Linked DNA regions of Homo sapiens: region 2 is linked to region 1. Evidence: chromatin loops called from intact Hi-C (ENCODE). Cell type or tissue: heart left ventricle. All regions are shown on one strand. Links, peaks and the distances in the headings refer to the core of each region. The heading gives the core; the rest is flanking DNA. Region 1 overlaps MRPS27 (mitochondrial ribosomal protein S27). Region 2 holds the start of MIR4803 (microRNA 4803).

The links. Hi-C counts contacts between places; a loop is a spot of excess contacts. Peaks named below come from ENCODE experiments on the same cell type or tissue, not always from the same donor. Only the 100,000 strongest peaks of a DNase experiment are listed, where the experiment ranks them.
Region 2: it touches region 1 in a loop (5-fold over the local background); 1 of 110 quality-filtered maps calls a loop at or near these places.

What each region holds. Positions count from the first base shown.
Region 1 is chr5:72,211,675-72,220,144 of GRCh38, forward strand. It overlaps MRPS27 (mitochondrial ribosomal protein S27), which reads right to left. Exons shown (of 11, transcript NM_015084.3): 11 at 7,729-8,470. Among named protein-coding and RNA genes, the nearest start is that of MIR4803, 46 kb to the left of the region's middle. In heart left ventricle, for the core only: no CTCF peak of the experiment used is centred there; no DNase peak of the experiment used is centred there.
Region 2 is chr5:72,163,149-72,171,618 of GRCh38, forward strand. The region is part of intron 2 of MAP1B (microtubule associated protein 1B); the gene reads left to right. It overlaps MIR4803 (microRNA 4803), which reads left to right and starts at 6,319; the gene lies at 6,319-6,392. In heart left ventricle, for the core only: no CTCF peak of the experiment used is centred there; DNase peaks (open chromatin) are centred at 3,673 and 4,903; H3K4me3 peaks cover 788 bases; H3K27ac peaks cover 860 bases.

The DNA.
Region 1 (8,470 bases), core at 471-8,470:
AATGCATGCTGCTTTAATGCAGTCTCAGGAATTTAAATGCCATGTGTAAACTGATGATTTTTATAGTTATATCTGCAGCCTGTACATCATCCCTTACCTCCAAATTCATATATCCAGTGCCCATTAAAATCTCCATGTGGATATCCAATAGGAGTCTTTAAAATACCCTAAACCAAATGTAACATGTCCCCAAACAAACCCCTGATCTCCATTTGCAAACTGCTTCTCTCCTAGGCTTTTCTACCTCAGTAAATGGCAAATACATATTCTTGTTGTTCAGGCCAAAAATTTTGGCCCATCAGCAAATCAACTGGCCGGCAAGTACTGCTGGCTTGACCTTCAAAATATATCAGTCTGATACCTTCTCCTCACATTCACGGTTACTACCCTTGTCCAAGTCAATCATTTCTCTCCTGGTTTATTGCAGGAGCATCCTAATTGACCTTCCGGTTTCCTATCTTTGCCCTCCTAGCTTATTCTCCATGTTGCAGCTACAGTAGAGTAATCCTCTAAAAATGTTAAGTCAGATCATGCCACCCATGCTCAAAGCTCTTGAGTAAGTTCTCATCTTAGAGTAAAAGCCAATGTCTTTACTGATGGGCTAAGAAGGCTTACACAATTCATTCCTCCTCTACCCCTTCTCTCCGACTTCATTTCCCACTTCTTTCCACCTTACACATTCTGCTCCAGCCATACTGGCCTCCTTGCTATTCCTCAGGCATTCAGCCTTTCATCTCAAGGCCTTTATGCTATTTCCTTTGCTCAACATGCATTTTCTCCAGGTGATTCCACGGTTTTCAATCTCACCCATGTGGGTTTTTGTTCAAATGTCATTTTCTCAGGAAGGCCTTCCCTAACCACCTTATCTTAAGTTGCAATCTCCACCATTTACCTAGCACTCTCTTTTTCTCTACCTTCCTGGTCTCCATATGACTATTATTTTTGTGATCAAGGTTGGGGCAAAGCCCAGTGTGGTGGCTCACACCTGTAATCCCAGCACTTTGGGAGGCCAAGGCGGGTGGATCACTTGAGGTCAGGAGTTTGAGACCAGCCTCACCAACGTGGTGAAACCTCGTCTCTAGTGAAAATACAAAAATTAACCAGGCGTGGTGGTGCGTACCTGTAATCCCAGCCACTCAGGAGGCTGAGGCAGGAGAATCCAGCCTGGGTAACAGAGTGAGACTCTGTCTCAAAAAAAAAAAAAAAAAAAAAAAAGATGGGAACTAATGAGCCAGAGCCTGGGAAACACTCATACCCAGCAGTGGCCCAGCATGCTATCAATGGAGGACATTTGTAATGGGCATTAATGGTCTATTCTACCTACTATCATATGCATATTCACTTTGGAGGGTGTTTTAAGGATTAGAAGTTTGAACTCTGCAGAGATGAAGCATCATGGGAAATAAAAGCCAAAAAACCAAACAATTCTACCACTGAGGGCATCAGAGGATATAATACCCCTTTTATACATCTTCATCATAGTCCTTGATCCAGCATTTAAAATCCATGATGAAATTTATTTTCAGGTGCTTTTTACAAGAATAAACTTCTTGTTTTCTGAATATGTCCAGCTCAGATCTGGACTCTCTTTTGTACATAATAATCACACAGCTCAAGCAATGATTTTGTTTTAAACAAAGATCCTAGTGGTTACTGCCACAACCTCAGCAGCGTTGCCACCATCGTTTGTTTGGATTTCCCTGTTACCACACAGGTAATAACATCCTCAAAGCAGTATGCAGTATCAGCAAAAAGGCCAAATCAATGGGGAATAAGAGGTTATTTTCAAGCTAAGAGGCTGTTATTTAGAATAAAAGGAAATTTTGCTTTGTTGAAAAGCGCTCCTTTCCAACCATTTCCTAAAGCAAAATTTTAAAAATTGATCATTTTCAGAATTCGAAAAGCTCATGAAAATACAACCACACCACATTTTCTGCTTTGATGACTCACTAAAGTCAAAGCTCTCTGAGACCTTTTTCCACTTCATCTCTTTCTCACCTATGCGCAGGGTGCCAGCAGAATCACCTTCCACTGACTCACGCAAGGTCACTTCACAGCATCTACATTTTGGAACTCAAAAGTCCTACTCCAGTTACAACCAGACAGCAAAACCATACAAATCACCATTTACTCTTTTCCCTAATGGATCTTACTTAGGAAGAATAATGGCCTACTCTGCATCATTGCATATTTTATATTTATATTCAGAGTTAGACAAGAAACAGCTACTATTATTCTTCTAGCCTGAAATATCATTTGTGAATGAGCTATTTGCTACAAATATCATTGTTGGGTCTCATCTACATTCCCTGAAAAAGTCCTGTGAATGCTCCATCTGTAAACCCTAGGCCAGGGTTTCTAACGTCGGCACTACTAACATCTTGGACCAGATAGCTCCTTGTTGTGAGGGACTGTCCTGTGCACTGTAAGATGTTTAGCAGCATCCTTGACCTCTACGAACGAGATGCTAATAGCAGCCCCTCAAAATACCTTGACATTATCAAATGTCAGATGCTAATAGCAGCCTAATCAAAAATACATTGGCATTACCAAACGTCCCCTGGAAACAAAATCACTCTTGGTTGAGAACCACTGCCCTGGGCTTACTCCTGGTCATCTGCAGACAGTTCTCCACCAGTGGATGGTGTTTCTCTAACGACACCTTTCAACTGTGTGTTGACAGGTGCGAATGTGCCAGCCTCACTAGAATCTAAGTTCTTCCTGGTCTCTGCCCAAGGGTGTTTCCTGGTCATGGGAGTGTGATGGCGCTGCACTAGGAGTAGGCTATAGTGCTCCCAACCCATGAGGGAATAGACTGAATGGGCAAATACTTAGCTGCTTCCTTGCCTTTCAGAGGAACTGCTGAGGTGTGCTCTTCAGAGTCTCTCAGAGGGTCCACAGCAAGAATGAGCTGGTTTCCACAATCCACTCAATTATGCACCCTTTGTTGGCTCTCCTTTCTACCCTGTCTCAATTTCTCCTTCCCTCACCTGCTTTAGTAAGATCACCTCCAACTAATGCACCGGCACTCAATTTCTGTCTCCTGTCTTGCTTTAGGGGGAACCTAAACTGAGACAGTGATCTTCCGAGTTTGGGACTGCACTTTAGGAGTCAGATATGGGTTTGACCCTGGCTCTCCAATTCACAGAGGGAAACCCTGGCATTTAATCACTTCTCTAAGTCTTTGTTATCTTGTATATAGAAAGAGCTGTAATAATGGGCATATTCTTGTGGGTTAAATAAGATCATGCATACAAAAATTTAATATGGCACTTGGCTATAGATGGTCAATAAACATTGGCTTTTATTATTGGTCTATAAATGATAAGATTTGTGTTACAGCTTCATCACTTCCTAACTCCCTGCTTTGAGGCAGGTGTGATATACATATGTAGAAGAGAATTCTGATATGATACACCATGCTCACCCCCCTATTTTTTCCCCACAAACCTTCCTCCTGGTGTCAATTTTGGCTTACACTACACTTCGTAGAAATCCAAAGAGGCTTTCTTTGGCATTAAACTACCTCAGCTTAGGACATACGGCTTCTAGCATCTCAGAATTTCTGCTGGGAATTATACCTCAGTTGGAGGACTTTCCTTTTAACCTAATAAAAAATAATTCATTCAATAAATGTTTATAAGCCCCCTCCTCATGGTAATGCCTGTTCTGTGTGTTGGGCCACAACCATGAACAAGACACACAGAGTGCCTGTCTTCATGGAGTTTAAAGTCTAGGGCCAATCTCACCAATTAGTTCTAAATAATTAATTCAGAATCCATAAAATGCTTAAGGGGTTTAACACTCCAGGGGGTGTTGCAGACTTGCTGCAACAATGGCTCATAAAAAAAGCCTGGAGAAAGGGATAGCCTGAACTGAGAACCACTGAAATACCCGAATTGACCTGGCAGATCCAGGAGAAAAGGATTACAAGTCTCAGGGTAGCCTCCTGGAGTGGATACATATATCACAGGAAGCCAGAAGACCCAGCAGAGAACTATGTTCCCTCGAGGGCCAGGTGGCACGCCGCTCATCGAGGCCATTGGGAATGCACTGGGGAAGGGCACTGGTGAGCAGGCACCTGTGTCACCAGGTTTGGTAGCAGACTAGAACTCACAATAGAAAAGGAGGTTATGCTTGGTGTTGTTGGCAATAGGGATGATGGGTGTTGAAAATCTCCCCCCTCAAGCAATAGAGGCTAGGCGGTGGTGCTTCCTCCCTCCTTTCCTTTTGCAGATGTAGGACCTCCACCTGAAGGCTTTCCTCACCCAATCCCAATTCCACCTCCTTTCATTTTTCACAGGCTTTATCCCCCCAAAACTGCTTTCACTGTTACCTCTGACTCTGATGCTGATCTGCTTCCTGGGGGGCCTAAGTGACACAATGAGCTTCTAGAAATGTTTTTCATACCTAATTCTAAGTTCTCTGTTCCACCACAGCAGCTGCTTTTCCTTTCCTCAGTGGTTAAAATAAGAGAGTTTCCCAAAGCTCATCAGATACCTGCAGCAAAAAGAAAAAAGTAGAATGCTGCAGTATATTTTCAGGGAAGATGCACAAAAGTAAAGACAACAAAGAATGGCAAAACTAATTGTTTTCAGTGTGAAAAAAGGTTTTAATCAACTTTTTTGGTCTCGCTCTGTTGCCCAGGCTGGAGTGCATTGGCTCAATCTTGGCTCACTGCAACCTCTGCCTCCCAGGTTCAATCGATTCTCCTGCCTCAGCCTCCTGAATAGCTGGGATTACAGGTGCCAACCACCACACCCAGCTAATTTTTGTATTTTTTAGTAGAGACAGAGTTTTGCTATGTTAGCCGGGCTGGTCTCGAGCTCCTGACCTCAAGTGATCCTCTGGCCCGGCCTCCCAAAGTACTGGGATTACAGGTGTGAGCCACTGTGGTATAATCAACTTATTTTCAAGGCCTCTGACTACTTCTTGTAGAATCTAAACCAATCTTCTCACACACCTACCTGATTCCACAGCCAACGAGAAGGTCGGAAAACAGGATGCAAGGCTGGGTGCCAAGGCAACACAGCACTGAGGGGAGGATAATACCTTATCATTTTTCTTTCTTTTCTTCTTTCCACCGCCTTGCTTTTTTTTCCTTTTTATGGCCAAGGTAAGTATGGGATGTGGGCCAAAACAAGTTTAATCTGAATTGTTCATTTTAGCTTAATTTAAAGTATTTTCTCATGAACACATCACACAAGCCTCTGTGGAAAGAGGACCCCAGGGCAGCTTGAGGCACTCATATGTGACTAATTAATGCACAAAGCAGGCAATTAATTCCCTTCATTAGAGTTTTTCCCATCACTGGGCTTAAAGTGATCTTCCTGTGAACTCCCACATACATTAACTGTTTGTCTAACGACACCTTTCAGCTGTGTATTGACGGGTGTGGATGTGCCAGCCTCACTAGAATCTAAGTTATTTGAGGGTAAAATCTATAGTTTATTCATCCTTGTAAACTCCATAGCACTTGTATAGTGCCTTGTACACAGTATACACCGAACACTTGAGAGCTTGCGAAAGCAGTGCTGGAACAGACAGTAAGTCTGCTGCAGACAGCAAGCTTATAAGGGGTGGTCAGTGGTACCAAATGGAGCAGAGCATTTAAAAGGAAAAAAAAAAAAAAAGATCACTGTAGTTGATGACCATGTTGTGCAGCAGAGTGGTAAAGCTATAAGCCAAATTCTCAGCCTCTAATGAATGAACAATGAGCCAGTAAGTGTAGATACCCTTTCAAGAAGTTTGGAGACATAAGGAAGGAGACATAGCATGACAGCTTGACTGATGGCAGGGTAAAGGATTTTTTGCTGTTAAAAAGTGTTGAATAAGGTCTTGAATAAGACTGTAGACTTAGAAGAAGAAATCAACAGAGATGCTATAAGACGGAAAGGGAATGCTTGAATGTGTAGAACAGGTGGGCAGGTATGGGCCAAGGTCACAAATGAAGAGCCTAAGCTTTGAAAGGAGGGAGGGGATACCTATTATTTGAAAGTAGGAAGGATGATGGAGAGAACATCTGCTTGTAGTTCTGAGGGCAGGGCTTCGAGCTAACGCAGAACAGAAAAGCTATGGAAGCAAAAATGAGAGTCAATTAAAGGAAGGACTATTGAGTTGAAGAGAACAGCCATAATTTTGTAGAAGAATCTAATCAGCCTAATATTATGACTTTATATATCTACACTTAGTAAGTCAGAACCAAAGAGAAAATGAATGGTGGTGTTATCAGTTTCCTAGGGCTGCAGTAACAAAGTACCAAAAATGGTGTGGCTTAAAATAACAGTTCTGAAGGCTAGAACTCAGAAATCAAGGTGTCTGCAGGGCCAAGCTTTCTCTGACGGCTCTAGGGGAGAAGCGTCCTTACCCCTTCTAACTTCTGGTGTTTGCTGGCAAGCCTTGGTGTTCCTGGGCCTGTACGGTCACATGCTCATCTTCCCTCTGTGAGTCTGTGTGTGCAAATTTCCCCTTTTAAAAAAACACCAAATTGGATCAGGCTGACCCTGATGATCTCACTCTATATTTGATTACCTCAGTACAAACTTATTTCCAACTAAGGTCAGATTCTAAGGGACTGGGGATTAGGGATACAACTTACCTTTTTTAGGGAACACAATTCTACCCATAATAGATGGGTGCAAGGATGTAGGTCGAAGGCTGGCAAGTGAGCCTAGATAAAGGGAGTGAGAGAAAATGAAGATGCTAATGAGAACATGGGGATGGCTGACCATGGGGCCCACACTGGAAGAGAAGCAGATTCTGGAGACCAAGAGTTTGGGTGATGGGGTAAAGGCTAAGGATTAGCAGGCAGGAAATTACAGAGCAAGTTGGTTCAGCAGCAGTCATGGTACGAGACGAGCCTGGGAGAGTGGGGACTTCAGGATCTAAGATCTCGGATTCGTGATGAGGCTGGAGGTTTGGCTGTGACTATGGCAGGTCAGCTGCAGAAGGTAATTTGTTACTGGGAGATGATCCAGTTGAGGTAACCTCCAGAGGCCAGGGCACCAAGAGCAGTTTCTCCATCCACATGGAAGAAATATGGAAGATGACATCAGGGAAAGGGACAAAGGACAACTGTATTGGGAAGAGCCAATTGTGAAGGAAGGCAGGAGAGTATCCTATAGCTCAGGAGATAAGGACATGGGGAAAGGGCAGAATATTTGGAGGGGAAAGACTCCAAGAGTCCTGAGAAATGGGGCACAAGTGTGGAAGGAATCCTGAGGAGGAGGGAACATGGAAATTCCTGTGGGACCACAGTACAGTGGCAGAAGTGGTCTCTTTTGGTGAAGAAGAGAAGTAAAGTACATTGGGGCTGGAGAGGGAGGAAAAATGAAGGCAAAACGATGAGCCAAAGCCTTAACCAGATACTTCATGTTGTGACAGTCATTAATTTACTGGGCAAAAGTTGCCCTTTTGTTTGTGTTGAATGTTCCTCTTAATGTAATGAGAGAGTGGCTGAAAAACTCCTGTTGTTGGTAAACCAAAATGTTGGAACTGACTTTTGGTCACGGCCCTCTACCTAAGTAAGATTCAGCAGCTTTGCTAGTCTAAAGGGCCCTGTGTTGGATCCTGACTACTGCGGTTCTATATGGAGGCCACAGGCAGGGAGAGGAGCAGCAGGAGAGCTGCTTTGTTTCATAAAATGGGGACACTGGTACCTCCCTCATAGGGCTGCTTGGGTTTTCAGCCTACAGTTAAGTCCTTAATAAATATTAGTGGTGGCAGTTATCATTATTACAATAAATCCCATAGTTTAATGGGGGAGGGTTTAAAGTACACTCCTCAAAATCATAGTAACAATAATGAGTCCCTCTCCCTCCTCCCTTTCCCCAAAGATAAAGAGTACACTAACATGATCCCGGAACATTTATTTCCAGAGGCTTTTGATAGAAGAGCACAATCTTGAATAAAATTACACCACTGTACTTAAGGGCAACACTACATAGTAAGCAAAATCTGCTCTGAACCCTTTCACAGAAGAGACACTTCAGAAAGGAATTTTACATCTCCTGACAGTTTTACAACATTCATACCTCTGATGCACTTCAAGCCCCAACCCATCTCTCATTTTCTAACTTCTTTAACAGAAATGTGTGTTCACAAGTTGTGTGTGCATGCACATGTGCCTCTGTGTGTACACAAAAGGCTCATTTTACCTACTTGATAAATGAGCTGAGACGATGTTTTGGGAAAAAAAAAATTGGAAAAAAAATGTTACCCCAACACGATGGAGAAGCCAATCCAAAAAAGCTTCATGCTAGAGCTAGCTTTCTCCTCAGAAACTTACATCCTAAAAACATCCCTATGGGTGCCTAAAAATGGAAATCCAGTGAGTTCATGGCCTTGAGTTCACTCCTGTCCTGAATTTCTCCCAGTGCAGGTCCAGAAGGGCGAGATGTGGCAGAAAGGAGAATGTGGGAATGTGTGAGTATCCCACAGCCAGCTCACAGTGCAGCTTGCACTCAGAAAG
Region 2 (8,470 bases), core at 104-8,103, 49 kb before region 1:
ACCTGGGAGGTGGAGGTTGTGGTGAGCCAATATCACGCCACTGAACTCCAGCCTGGGTGACAGAATGAGACTCCATCTCAAAAAAAAAAAAAAAAAAAAAGAAAGAAAAATATAGAGAAACCTAAGGAGAGAAGACTCACTGGACATACTGTGTGAAGAGTTCTCTGACTCTAGATAGCTTTGTAAATAAGGCAGTTATGTTTCCTAGTCTATTTCTTTTCCAAAAGAAGGGAGGATGTGTGATTGCCTCTAGCCCAACATTTGTAGCCAACTGGATGAGATTCCATGCTTTTACCATCATTGACCCAAATAGGTAACCTAAGAATTGAGCTTAAACTGCTTCTCTTGCAGCCCATCTGTGCTTCCAATAAGGAATCTGAGTCATGTCTAGATTAGGAATCAGATACTTTTTTTGCCACTTGAGATGAGCTCATTTAATAGAATGCTTCCATTTGGTGTGGGATAAAGTATGGATATAGGAAGGAGGTGTCGGGATCATAGAGCTGTAAGGGCATGAGGTCCTGTGGGAGCAACCTCAGCCTCTTGCTTTGGGGAGGGTGAATGTGTGGATACCTGCACATTACTCCTGGCTCTGCCATTATCTTGCTGTGTGACTTCGGACAAGTCACTTAGCCTTTCTGAACCTTAATGTCTTCATCTGTAAAACAGAGGTTTGGAATAGATCCATATAAATTCATATTTCTGTAACCCTGTGTTACAGGCTATATGACTTTTTTCTTTTTTCTTTTCTTTCTTTCTCTCTCTCTCTTTTTTTTTTTTTCTTTTTTTTTTTTTTTTTTTTTGAGACAGGGTCTTGCTCTGTCACCCAGACTGGAGTACAGTGGCACAATCAGGGCTAACTGCAGCCTTGACCTCCAGGCTCAAGTGATCCTCCCACCTCAACATCCCAAGTAGCTAGGACAAGTACTTGGGACATGTACCACCACACCTGGCTAATTTTTTGTAGAGGCAGAGTCTTGTTATGTTGCCCAGGCTGGTCTTGAGCTCCTGGGTTCAAGTGATCCTCCTGTCTTGGCCTCTCAAACTGCTGGGATTACAGGCATGAGCTGCCACGCCCAGCCTGCTATAAGACTTCTAATTGGACTGCATCATTTCATCCCAGAGACCTGGTTCCCAGGGTTTTCACAAGGTAGGAGGCATTGTTTCATAGTTCAGGTGAGGGTGTTGATAATCTAGGCCAGGACTGTGACAAGGGTGACATCATCTGTGGTATGAAATTTATTTTTAGCATCAGAATTTTGGGGGCATCTTGAGTTGAAGAGCAGTGGTTCCTTCATTGAATGACACTAATTTGGCTATTCTCTGGGTCTCTTCTTACAGTTTAAAAAGGGGCTGATGATGGGCTGGATGGGAACTGTTTCCCTGGTAATGTTGCCAACTCATCTCTTTGCTGGTGCCAGCTTTCTTGTCTGAGTTGTAGAGCTCATGCCTGATATGACAGTGGCAAAGGATCATGGAAATCATGTGCAGGGTAACCAGGGAACCAGCGCAGTTGCCTTCAGTAATTAACTAAGACATCCATTCTGAGGTGGGTGGGACCTCAGTTCCAGCTCCTCTGCATATCCTCAGGGACAGGGTAAGGCTTGTGGTCTTAAACAGAAGAGCTCTCAGTCCGCTGGGTGAACATTGCTTTCCCTGCGTGTTTTTACTTGCAAGGGTATTTTGTTCAAACAATTTTAATATTTATTTGTTAGGGGGTTTTATCTCTATTCATAGGTGATATTTACCCATGAATGAGTATTTTTCTTGGAAGAGTCTCTTTCCTTTCTTCCTTGTTTTTTTCCCTCTTTTCAACTGGGTTTACCTGTTAGCAATTGGACATATATGTCTTGTATGATACAGTGCCCTACTGTTGCTATTTTAATACCATGAGAACTTTGAAAGGCTAAAACCAAAGTACAGGACCCACTGAAGCCTACACTTTACAAATAAAAGGTAATTTTGTCAGCTAATTTGTAGTGGATTCCTTGACCTTAATCTTTCTTGGTCCCCTGGTCAAAATATAGTCACCCAATTTGCTTTTTTTCACATGTCCATATTTTAATTCTTTGCCAATCATTGTCTGATAATTGTCTTAATTATTTGTTTATTTTTGCTCCTCTGCCCCTACTAGAATGGAAGTCTTGCTGACCACTATCTCCAGGACCTGGCATATAGGAAGTTCCTAATATATATTTGTCAAATCAATGAATGAATGAATAGATACTTAAGTCATAGAATATACGTCAAGTCCACAGACCCAGAATCTAAAATAAATCGGAATTTAAAATGTTGTACATCAGTTGGTTAAAACGCTAATAGAATAGAGATGTTACTTAGGGGATTCAATGGTCCGAAGGAGTCTGTGGCCAGGAGGAAGAACCAAGAACAACCAACAGTCCTGTTCCTGGCCAAAAACCAGGAACAGGACCTTGGGCAAGTCACATGACCTCTTGGGCTCAGTTTTCCCATCCACTAAATAAGAGGATGGGATGTAATGATCATTAGTTCACTTAGCCATTTATTGAACAGGACTATATCACTACCCTAGATGAAAAAGCAGTGCCATATAACCATAAACATATTCATTACATATAAAATATGCATTACTATTAAAATGTGAAAAAGCTCATAAGTGTATCACCCCAATCTTGCATACTGCCAGTAGAACATGTACTGCATGTTGGGAGACACCGTGATAGAGCATGCTATGTGCTGTGACAGAGCAAGCTACAAAGCCTAACTGTAGAACCAGATAGACTAGAAGGGAGAAATCCTAGTGATAGCAAACATTTCAGTAGCTCTGAGATCCCATCATGTTCTACCCTCACAACAACTCTTAGGGTAGGCATTATTATTATCCCCATTTAATAGACAGGGCTCAGTGTTACTTGCTCCAAATGACACTAGTGGCAAGAGGACTTAAACCCAGGTCTTCTGGCTGCAAGTCCCAGGCCCTGAAATTTTACCCTGTAATATGCTAGCTGTGGTTTGGCAAATGTAGGAGAAACTACATCATGTACAAGGTATATCCCAGCACTTTAAGCCTCAGAGAGTTTTCTCAACATTTTCTCCTAGAGTAATAGCTTCTGTGGCTTGTACAGAGCCTCCCTAAGCAGCACTGATTTCATGATCGTCAACAGAATCCAGGGAGGTAAGGGCAGTGTGCAGACCCCTTTCCAGCCTCTGGGGAGAGAAAGAAGTGGCCACTGGAACCTTGGTGGAGAGGAGTATTCCAGGATCCCGGTACACGATGGGCATCTGTTTGTAAAAATGCATGTAAATTTGGCCTCCAAAATATTCCGTGTAGTCTAGTTCTCACTGAACTGTGGCCCACTGATAACAGCAGTGTTCACTCCCTAGAGAGGTCGAGACAGCAGCTTCCCAGCACTCAGAGGTGTCTTCCTGATTCTCCCCCTGGCTCTGTGAGATAACTCCCTTTAGCCCTTTTTTTGTCTGCAGCCAGCAAGACCTGGTGATAATGTGAGGCCCGAGGCCGAGCTAATCCTCCCTGTAGAAATCCAACAGTGAAGCGTCTTGTCTTTATGACTATTCGCCGAGGATGTGTAAAGGGAAATGCAAGCCCCAGGCAGCAGTAGCTGGCTGGGTTCCAGAGTCAAAACTGAATTAAAAACTCATTAAGTAGTACTTTGAGCTCGCAAGCTGACTGGCGCGCAGTGCTGGGAAAGCTGATGGTGGAGGAAGGGAAGGGCTGGCTTCTTCCCGTTGGCAAATGGCAGACTGTGGGCAGGACGGGGCAGTCCAGGAAACAAGATGAAACACAGCCCACTTGTCTGTCATGCAGACATGTTTGTGAGTATAGCTTTTGGTACAGCCACATAATGTATGCTAATTGCTATATTCCTTCTTTTTTTTTTTTTTTTCCACGGGAAATGGCTCGGTGAGAAAGCTCTGAAACCAAAGAGGCAATGCAGAAATGCCAAAATGCAGACATTACAAAAGAGAGAGGAGGAACAAAGGGAAACAGGGGATCCAAATTTACATCATGGTTTAGCGTTCTGCTAAATCAGCACCTCCCTGGTCCATGCAAGTCATATGGAAAATAATTGAGCAGAATTTCCTATTTGGGTTGATTTTCACTGCATCTATCTCATAGGTTGCAATTTGTTAATTGGATTTTTTTTAAAACAAGAAGCAAAAATTTTACCCCCAAGGACTAGAAAGTTAGCAAGTTAAGTTGAAACTCCAAAGTAATTATCAGAGCTTCCAGAAAATATTAATAAGACAGTATGAGCTGGTTCTCTCTCTACTACTGTTCTGAACAAGACACTTCTCAGTTGACCACAAGACTCAGATGCAAACTGGGGAAAGCACACAACTGAGCCCACTTAAAAGAATCATCCATCTGTAAGAAAACTCATTCAGAATATTTTGTATGTGCCAAGCTGTGTACCTCTAGTGTTCCGTTAGATATCCTTTTGCAACTGTCATTCTTTAAATCAAATAAAAACAGACCAAGATATTAAAGGAATGCTTTGTCTAATGAAGCAAGAGTGCACAGACATTTTATATTGAAAGAGAATGGACCAGAAATGAGAAATATATTTTACTTTGTCATTGGAGTCAAAAGAAGTATTGATAAGTAGACTTTCTTTCCCCCAGTAACCCTTCATTTTTTTTAAATAAAAAAGTAACATTCTTTAGAGCAGTTTTGTAGTTACGAAACAGGAACTTTTATAATGAATTTGATTAGATGTGACGGAAGGAAATGCAAGTATTTTTCAGAACGATGTAGATAACACATTAAGGCATCATCTTCTGTCATTTAAGAATTATGAGAATAAAGAGAACTGGAGTCGGGAATGTGGTTAGACTCTCCTCTGGAGGGATAGCTGACGCACGGAAAGCACTGCTCCTCCACTTGGCTCTTGCCCCTGTCCAGCTCCTGTCGCTTGGCCAAGGCCCTGAGCTGAGGAGGGCCTCAGGCTTGCTCACCTCCTGCCTTTCCAATCCTTAACTTTGAAGCCTTGCATTTTCCAGATATCTGAGTTTACACTGAGCAGTGGTGCCCTCGGCAACCTTAGGGTGCTCCATCTCACCTTCCAGCTTCTCCAGCAACAGCCTCTGCTCCAAAATAAATGAGGTGTTCAGTGTTGCTTTCTGGGCAGGAATCAGATGTTCTTTCTTTCAGTTAAACTCCAGAGCTCTGGCAGAGCTTGATTTGGTCCATTTTTCTCTAGGGCCGGCTTACCTGTTGGCATTTTTACAGAGACAAAATATGCTCCCAATTTATACTATTTTATTTACGAAAGAGCAAAGAGTAATACATTCTAAGAACTTTGATTAGCATACATATGGATCATTGCATATATTCCAAGTGTATATAAATACATAAAAAATACCCAATGGAGAATAATGCAAGACAGGAATGTAGAAAGTGATTTTATGCATGCTGCCTTTCTTAAGAGAACTTGTTACTTCTCATGGAAATTAAAATCTGGGGATTTGCTCAAGGGCAATTTTCCCCAAAGTCCCCAGATTATTTCCCTCCCTCCTTGGACTCATTTTAAACTAAAATTTCAGTCTTTTAAAAAGAAGATAGAAGAGGACAGAATTTATTTGACTACCTTGTTTGACTTGCTCTTTGTCATGGGTTTCAGACCTGTTTCTCAGGAGAGCTACGTCTGTTGGTTCAGAGTACATTTATCAATGCCTTGAAAATGCCCATTGGCCAGATTTGGTTGAATTGCCTCAGAAACAAATCTCTGTTTGTTAAGTAAACCATTAATTAAATATATGGCCCAGAACTTAATTCCTTTGGTTTACTACATCACATTTTCCTAAATAAGCAGATGTATTCTTTCAATTATAATATCCCAGAGGTCAACGGTACTCATCTTAAAACAAATAAAAAATAGGTTGTTAAGGTAAGAAATCAACCTTCAGCAAAAAATATGGTTTGGGGGCATACTGTGGCACCCCATTAATAGTGACCTTGTGAAGACCTTGTCGTTGAATATAAAATCAAAATGAAATCTAACGATGCCTCATTTTAATTCCTTAAGAGATCTTAAGGGGTGGCAGAATGACCACAGGCAAAATCCAATGCGCGTGTGAGAAAACCAAACACACAAACAACTCCTGACACTTTGGGGCAGTTTTTGGCCCTAATCACTTGAAAAGAGCTAGGCAATGTCTTCTTTTTAATTATTTATGCATGGCAGTGGGTTTCTTCTAATGATGGCCCAGGTGTATATTTTTCAGATCCTGAAGGTAGATCACCTGATTTGCTTACTTCTAAAGACAAAGTAAGCAAATCACACTTTGATTGTTTACTTTGCTTGTTAAATCCCTCTGAGTGGGATTTAACATAATAGTGTGGATTGAATCACACACACATTTCAACCCACACTATGATGTTAAATCCCATTCAGAAGTGGAGTGAGTGTTTGTGTGTAACTATGGGTATCTATATTTTTAGTTGTCCTTTTTTGCAAAAGATTGTCATCACCTAAATCCCTATAGGTGGAAGGCTCGGATCTAGGCTTTGTGAGATTTACATAGAAATTGCCACCTTCACAGGAAGTTCAATGAGAGGTACATGAAAGTATGTAAAAGCATTTTGTTAACTAGAGTCTTATAAGTTGGTTGGAGGCAATAGCTCATATAAATACTATGTACATCCTCTAATTGAGCTATATAGTATAGAGACTGTTAACTGCTATACCAGAATTTGGGGATAAGAGACAACTCTGGGAATTGAAGTGGACAGAGAGATACTCCCTGAGGAAATAAAAATATGAGCTGAACATGTAAGAAATGGATTAGATTTAAGTAGGTATGATGCCTTATTTTATGGCACAGTAAATTCTATCACCAAACAACACTCTTTATTTAAAACAACCTTCAAGCAAAGTATCCCACTAGGGCAAAAAATGAATGCAGTGACCAACTGGCATGAATATCTGATTTACTAAAAATTTAGATTCCTGTTAGTGGAAATTAAATGAACACATCAGCATTGTAAATTACCAGTCTATTTCATGTAAGCTTTAGTAGTATGGCTCTTTAAGTTGAATGCTATTAGGTGAAATGGAAAACTCAATGGCTAATTTAAAAGCCAAGGGCCTGCATCCTATCCGTCAAAGTATGATTCTCCATAGGCCTGAGTCAGCAGCAAGCTGGGTTTCACATCTCTTTATCTGCTCTAAAAACAATGGTATGAAGGGAAGCTTTTACAAGAAGGTCAGCTCTCTGTATGATGTTTCCAAGAGAGTACTCAATAGTTCGTGCAAGCATTTACCCTTTACTAAATGTTTTATTTAGCCTTTTAATAAATCTTTTACTGCTGAAATACAGGGTTTGGATTTGGTTGAAGGAGAAGTGGTGAAAGGTTTAGTTGGAGAAAGTTCTTTTATTAAATTTCTCCTCCTTCTGCCCACCGAGAGGAGCTGGGACTATCCCATACACAGTGGCTCAGTATCCCCTGTGGCAGAGCCTCTGAAGAGGTGATCAGAACAGTTAACCTGCCAAGACCTTGTTGCGTGGTCCTCTTTGATGTTTAATATAGCCAGACGCGGTTGTTCACGCCTGTAATCCCAGCACTCTGGGAGGCTGAGGTGGGTGGATCACCTGAGGTCAGGAGTTCGAGACCAGTGAAACCCTGTTTCTACTAAAAATACAAAAAATGATCCAGATGTGGTAGCAGGTCACTGTAATCCCAGCTAGTCGGGAGGCTGAGGCAGGAAAGTAGCTTGAACCCAGGAGGCAGAGGTTGCAGTAAGCCGAGATCGTGCCACTGCACTCCAGCCTGGGCAACAAGAGCAAAACTCCATCTCAAAAATAAAATAAAATAACATAAAATAATGTTTAATATATAGGGCTAGAATATCTATCCAAAGCTTTATGTTCATGTAGCTTATCAAGCCTTCAAAAGTGACACCCTTCTCTTGCTGCTGCGTGTCAGGACAACATAGAGTAGGAAAGGGTAAAGTGAAAGGGGGAAAAGACTGAAGTCTTCCCTGCTCAGAATAAGGAAAAAGGGTAAAGAGGAAAACATGAGCAAATATGGTGGCTTTTCGGGGGACATTTTTGAGATAAACATAGCAAAGGATAGTGCCTGAAGATGCAGTCGAGGTCTTGAAAGACCATCTGTGGGCCAAGAGTTTAAAGAAAAGGCATTTAACAGTGTAAGAAGGACAGCTGCAGTGGCTCACACTTGTAATCCCAGCACTTTGGGAGGCTGAGGTGGGAGGATCACTTGAGCCCAAGAGTTTGAGACCAGCCTGGGCAACATAGTGAGACCCCATCTCTACAAAAAACAGAAGAAATTAGCTGGGCATGGTGGCACACACCTGTAGTGTTAGCTACTTGGGGATGCTGAGTTGGGAGGATCACTTGAGCCCAGGAGGTCGAGGCTGCAGGGGGCCATGTTCATGCCACTGCACTCCAGCCTGGGTGATAGAGTGAGACCCTCCCTCAAAAAAAATTTTTTTTTTAAAGTGGAAGA